2 separate regions of the Homo sapiens genome follow, and region 1 is linked to region 2. A link is an interaction called in ENCODE POLR2A ChIA-PET data of the cell type or tissue named here. Cell type or tissue: PC-9. All regions are shown on one strand. Links, peaks and the distances in the headings refer to the core of each region. The heading gives the core; the rest is flanking DNA. Region 1 overlaps USP1 (ubiquitin specific peptidase 1). Region 2 has its middle 5.9 kb from the start of KANK4.

What was found. Peaks named below come from ENCODE experiments on the same cell type or tissue, not always from the same donor. Only the 100,000 strongest peaks of a DNase experiment are listed, where the experiment ranks them.
Region 1: POLR2A ChIA-PET joins it to region 2 with 6 read pairs; 5 of 35 experiments call an interaction of 5 or more read pairs at or near these places.

Annotation. Positions count from the first base shown.
Region 1 is chr1:62,440,051-62,442,897 of GRCh38, reverse strand. USP1 (ubiquitin specific peptidase 1) reads right to left here. Exons shown (of 9, transcript NM_003368.5): 3 at 1,290-1,410; 4 at 599-703. Among named protein-coding and RNA genes, the nearest start is that of USP1, 4.4 kb to the right of the region's middle. RefSeq lists an enhancer at 2,800-2,847. In PC-9, for the core only: no CTCF peak of the experiment used is centred there; no DNase peak of the experiment used is centred there; H3K4me3 peaks cover 158 bases.
Region 2 is chr1:62,323,901-62,326,817 of GRCh38, reverse strand. No RefSeq gene overlaps it. Among named protein-coding and RNA genes, the nearest start is that of KANK4, 5.9 kb to the right of the region's middle. In PC-9, for the core only: no CTCF peak of the experiment used is centred there; DNase peaks (open chromatin) are centred at 937 and 1,517.

The sequences.
Region 1 (2,847 bases), core at 337-2,836, 120 kb before region 2:
CCAATTAGCTGGAACTACAGGCTCACACCATGACGCCCTACTAGTTTTTGTATTTTTAGTAAAGACAGGGTCTTGCCATGTTACCCAGGCTGGTCTCAAACTCTTGCGCTCAAGCAATCCACCACCCACCTTGACCTCCCAAACTGCTGGGATTACAGGCATGAGCCACCACGTCTGGTCTTTTTTGTAATTTTAAGAGGAATTATGAATTACTATTTATGTGAATTACAATGGTTTTTTAATTATGGAAGTTAAAGATTTCTTTAAATACACTGTATTTAAATTTTAACTCAATTTGAAAACACAATGGGTAAATAAGTTGTACATGGGTATAACATATTGTGATTATAGTATACAGTAATATATAGTATACAAGTAACAAAAGTTTGATACACAGATTACAGGAGCAAACATTGTAAAAGGGAATTATCTAGTTAGCCACCTTGAAAGAATGAAAAATAATTGCCTGACAATAGCTCGCTAACAGAGAAATAATCTTTGTCATCCACCCCCCCAGTCCTCTTCATTTCCAGGCAAGTAAATTTCCATTAATTTACTTTTGCTTTTTACATTATTTTCTGTTCTTTATTTTTCTTACCTTGTCTTTTTGATTGGCTTCATCCTTTAGAGCTTCTTTCTTCCTTGAAATAATATTAAATAAGTGCTTTACTCCAGATTTAAAACCGGGACAAAAATATAATACCTATAAAAAGTGAGATTGTCTTAAGTGTTTACTGAACAAACAATACACGTAAAATCATTAAAACAACATCATGCTTTCTATAGAGCACTTTTAACATGTATTACCCTAAAATTCTGAGATTAAGTTTTGTGTCAAAATTTGTTCTCCACTTCATCAGTAGTAGCCCAGTGTCTTCCCTCATTAGCACAAAGCACTGCACCTGGGCAGATATTGCTAAGACTTTAAGGTTACAAGGACACACAACACAGCGCCAACGGACACACAACACAATGCCAACGTTACTTCCAAGGGATAAGACATATATCACACTGTAGCACCAGGAATCAGAGAAAGAAATTAAAGGTTTGACCTTCCACTTAAGGTCTACTCAATTTTGCTATCCCACCTTTATTTAGTCTATCATTTTCTCTTACCCCAAAGGAAGTTTAATAACATGTAACTTATTATTTTAGCCTATTCTGGTTTATTAACAATCAAAGGCAAAGACAGTATGGACATTAAAGTCCTCCAATAACTCAAAAACATTAAATGCTACATCAATCTTTGCCTACTAAAGCTTTATGATATAGCAAAATTGTCAATTTACCTGAAGTATACTATTAAGATAGCAAGTATTGCCGAGATTATTCAGTCCCACAAATGGTAACAAGTTTTCTCTCTTCTCACAGTTTATAGGTGAAGACTGTGCTGCAGGAACAACTTGATCACTATGAAATATAGAAGGGAGAACGATAAGTAGTTATCTTAAAGAAACAAGGTGAAAATATTACTTCTGTAGATTTAGTCTTTTCCCAAAAGTTGTATAATCTGAAAAGTATGTGAATCTTGTTCAGATGACATTTTAAGAAATACAGGCTCAAAAATTGCTATATGCCCAGAATAAAAGTTTTAAAAGCATTTAAAAACATTATTACACATAACAAGCCACAGAACAATTCCCTTAAAAGGATGTTAATCCTATTTTACAGAGTAGAAAATTGAGGAACTGAGAGACTATGATTTGTTTCATCTACTTTGACATTTTAATCAAATAGTTTAACTGAACAGAAACCTGGGAATAAACTAACCATGACAATATTTGGGAGAGGCTGCACTAAGTAAGATTCTATTAATAAGAATTCAGAGGAAAGAAAGTCTGTGAAGAGAATTATATATGACTTCCTGCTGGTAAAAAAAAAAAAAATATGTAGCTATCCCTCACTTAAAAATAAAATGTTCAGAATGTGGGTGTGGGGGCATTGACATGTAATTCCAGCTACTTGGGAGGACTGCTCGAGCCCAGGAATTCAAGACCAGCCTGGGCAACACAAGGAGACCCCATCTCAAAACACAAATGCTTTAAGTTTACTATTCTTTTACTTCTTTAACAACAACAACAAAAAAACCACTAGGTCCTTCCAATATTTTCATTTATTTTACGATTGCTAGCTATTATTACTCTAGCACCTCAAAGTATTCAGAAGTATGAATGCTGATAAACAAAAGCTTCACTCTCACAAATCTCCTCAACTGGTTATTGATAGCTATTAGGAAATTAACACATGGGACCAAATCCACCTTAGTCACCCAGCAGAGTGCCTATATGTTAAACAGGGAGTAGTACAGACTCCAGCTAGAGCTGCTGGTGGTGGAATAAAGTATTCCACTTTGTTCTGATTTATTTTCTGTAGCTAAATAATTTATTTGCATCAAAAGCATTACTTAAAGTTTATTTTTATAATTTGCAATCATATGCCTCCAACAGGTATGACTAGTTACATGACTAGAGTTTAAAATGTCTTATAACTGTCAAGTCTTCTGAACCAAACAAATATATATATATATATATATAAAACCTTTTACCCCTACACAGATGTTTTGCACTACAAATAATCAAATTTAAACTCAGAAAGACAATTTTAGTCAACAAATATTTCTCCAAGTTAGTCTAAATGGCTGAGCACAGTGTTAACATGAGTTAAACATTATCGATGTGATTCCTACGGGGAACCACCAGTTTTGCTGTTCCTACTATAAACTGCTAGATTTGACTAAGAAGTACACTGAAGCGTACTTTTTTGTGCCGCTACAGACTATCAAGTCAGACTGGAGTTGTCAACCAAGTTCACTGCTGCTTTACTGTAGAATTTTTAAAGTACAGAAAT
Region 2 (2,917 bases), core at 274-2,773:
CATGCCTATAATCCTAACACTTTGGGAGGCTGAGGCGGGCAGATCACTTGAGCCCAGTTCAAAACCAACCTGGGCAACATGGCAAAACTGTGTCTCTACCAAAAAAATACAAAAATAAGCCAGGCATGGTGATGTGTGCCTGTAGTCCCAGCTACTCAGGAGGCTGAGGTGGGAAGATCGCTTGAGCCCCGGAGGTGGATGTTGTAGTGAACTGTGATCGTGCCACGCATTCCAGTCTGGGCAACAGAGCCAGACCCTGTCTCAGGAAAAAAAAAAAAAAAAAGGAAAAAATAAAAAATATTCCAGTGCTTTGCTGTTATATTCTTTTTTTTTTTTTTTTTTTTGGACAGAGTATTGCTCTGTTGCCCAGGCTAGAGTGCAGTGGCATGATCTCAGCTCACTGCAACCTCCACCTCCTGGGTTCGAGCAATCTCCTGCCTCAGCCTCCCGAGTGGCTGGGATTACAGGCGCCCACCACCGCGCTCGGCTAATTTTTGTATTTTTAGTAGAGACGGGGTTTCACCATCTTGGCCAGGCTGGTCTCGAACTCCTGACCTCATGATCCACCCACCTCAGCCTCCCAAAGTGCTGGGATTACAGGCATGAGCCACCAGGCCCGGCCGCTGCTGTTACATTCTCTTAATGGTGTTGTAGTACATTAAAGATGGCAATAAATTCTTTTTCACTCTCTCCATTGAGAGTTGGTGTTTATTACCTCCTCCCTTGACAAAAAGCTTGTCTTATGACTGATTAACCAATAAAAACATGTTGCAAGTGATCCTGTGTTAGTTCTGGGTCTAGCCTTGAGAGAAATGCAGATTCCATTTGTTCCCTCTTGAAAGGCTTGTTCTTGGAACGTTCACTCTTGGGGCCCCAGGCTGTGAGAAGCCCAAACCACACAGACAGGCCATGTGTAGGTGCTCCTGAGTCAACAGCCCCAGCTGAGCTCCTGGTCAGTAACCAGCATTAGTCAACCAGCCATGTGAAAAAACCATCATGGACATTCCACCCCAACTGAGCTCAACCACAGCCATCACCTCCTCGGGACATTGAGATTTCTGCACTTCCACTTTTAGGTTGTGCCAGAGAATGACCCAGGGAACCACTCTCACCACACAGCAGTGCACATAGGTGAATCGGGGTTGAGGCGCCCACTGGCCCAGCTCCGGGAGCATTGCGTGGGCTCGGACTGCTGAGATAGTGGCGCCTCTGGGCTGATGTGCGTTTTTCTAGGTGAGGAGCTCAAAGGGCCTAAGCGAGTGTGGCAGTGAAATCAGCGGTGGCAGAGGCAGAAAGGCTGCCGTGTCACTAGACAGAATTTCTGTGCTGGCTGGGCTCGCCAGGAAACATGCATAGAGAGTTACGGTTGGGGAAGTTTATCAGGAACAGCCCCTGTGAAAGAAAGGCAGAATTGGGCAGGGAGAGCTGTCAAATGGCGATGCTCTGAGCAGACTGTCCAGAAAGGAATCCTGCCTTGAGGGGAAATGGTGAGGCCTCATTCCACCTCTTTGCTCAGTCATTGCCTGAGAGCTGCCCAGAGGCCACGGAGACCTCAGCCAGACAGATGAAGGGGTGTGCTGGAGCCAGCTTGCTCTGGCTCGCAATAGCTGATTGTGAAATTTTCAGGAATTTTATGAGCCAGTTGTTAAAGACAGTCATTATTACAAATTAAATTATGTAAAATTACAATTGAATAAAATATATTAAAAACAAATCTAATACAGATGGCAAATAAGCACATGGATAGATATTCAAGATCATTAACCATTAGGGAAATACAAACGAAAGCTATGTTTAGATATCTCTAAACACTGATGGCTAAAGTTTTTTAAAACATTGATAATAACAAGTGCTGAAAAGGATGAGGGGCAACCAGATCTCTTGTACATTGCTGATGGCAGTGTAAAATGGTACAGCCATGGCTGGGCATGGTGGCTCACGCCTGTAATCCCAGCACTTTGGGAGGCTGAGGCGAGTGGATCACCTGAGGTCGGGAGTTCAAGACCAGCCTGATCAACATGGAGAAACCCTATCTCTACTAAAAATACAAAATTAGCCTGGTGTGGTGGCGCATGCCGGTAATCCCAGCTACTCAGGAGGCTGAGGCAGGAGAATCTCTTGAACCCAGGAGGCGGATGTTGTGGTGAGCCGAAATTGTGCCATTGCACTCCAGTCTGGGCAACAAGAGTGAACTCTGTCTCAAAAAAAATAAATAAATAAATAAAAGGTACAGCCACACTGGAAAATTTGGTAGCTTCTTTTCCTTTCTTTTCTTTTCTTTTCTTTTCTTTCTTCTTTCTTTCTTTTCCTTTCTTTCCTTTCTTTCCTTTCTTTCTTTCTCCTTTCTCCTTTTCTTTTTTTTTTTTCTTGACAAGGTCTTGCTCTGTCGCCCAGGCTGGAGTGCAGTGGCACAATCTCAGCTCACTGCAACCTCTGCCTTCCGGACCCAAGTGATCCTCCCATGTTAGCCTCACCACCATGCCTAGCTAATTTTTGTTTTTGTTTTTTTGAGAAGGAGTTTCACTCTTGTAGCCCAGGCTGGAGTGCAGTGGCGTGATCTCGGCTCACTGCAACTTCTGTCTCCTGGGTTCAAGCGATTCTCCTGCCTCAGCCTCCCAAGTAGCTGGGATTACAAGAACCTGCCACCATGCCCAGCTAATTTTTGTATTTTTAGTAGAGATGGGATTTCACCATGTTGGCCAGGCTGGTCTCGAACTCCTGACCTCAGGTGATCTGCCCACCTTGGCCTCCCAAAGTGCTGGGATTATAGGCGTGAGCCACCATGCCCAGCCTGCCTGGCTAATTTTTGTATTTTTTGTAGAGACAGAGTTTCTCCATGTTGCCTAGGCTAGTCTCGAACTCCTGGGTTCAGGGGATCCTCCCACCTCAGCCTCCTAAAGTGCTGGGATTATGGGCA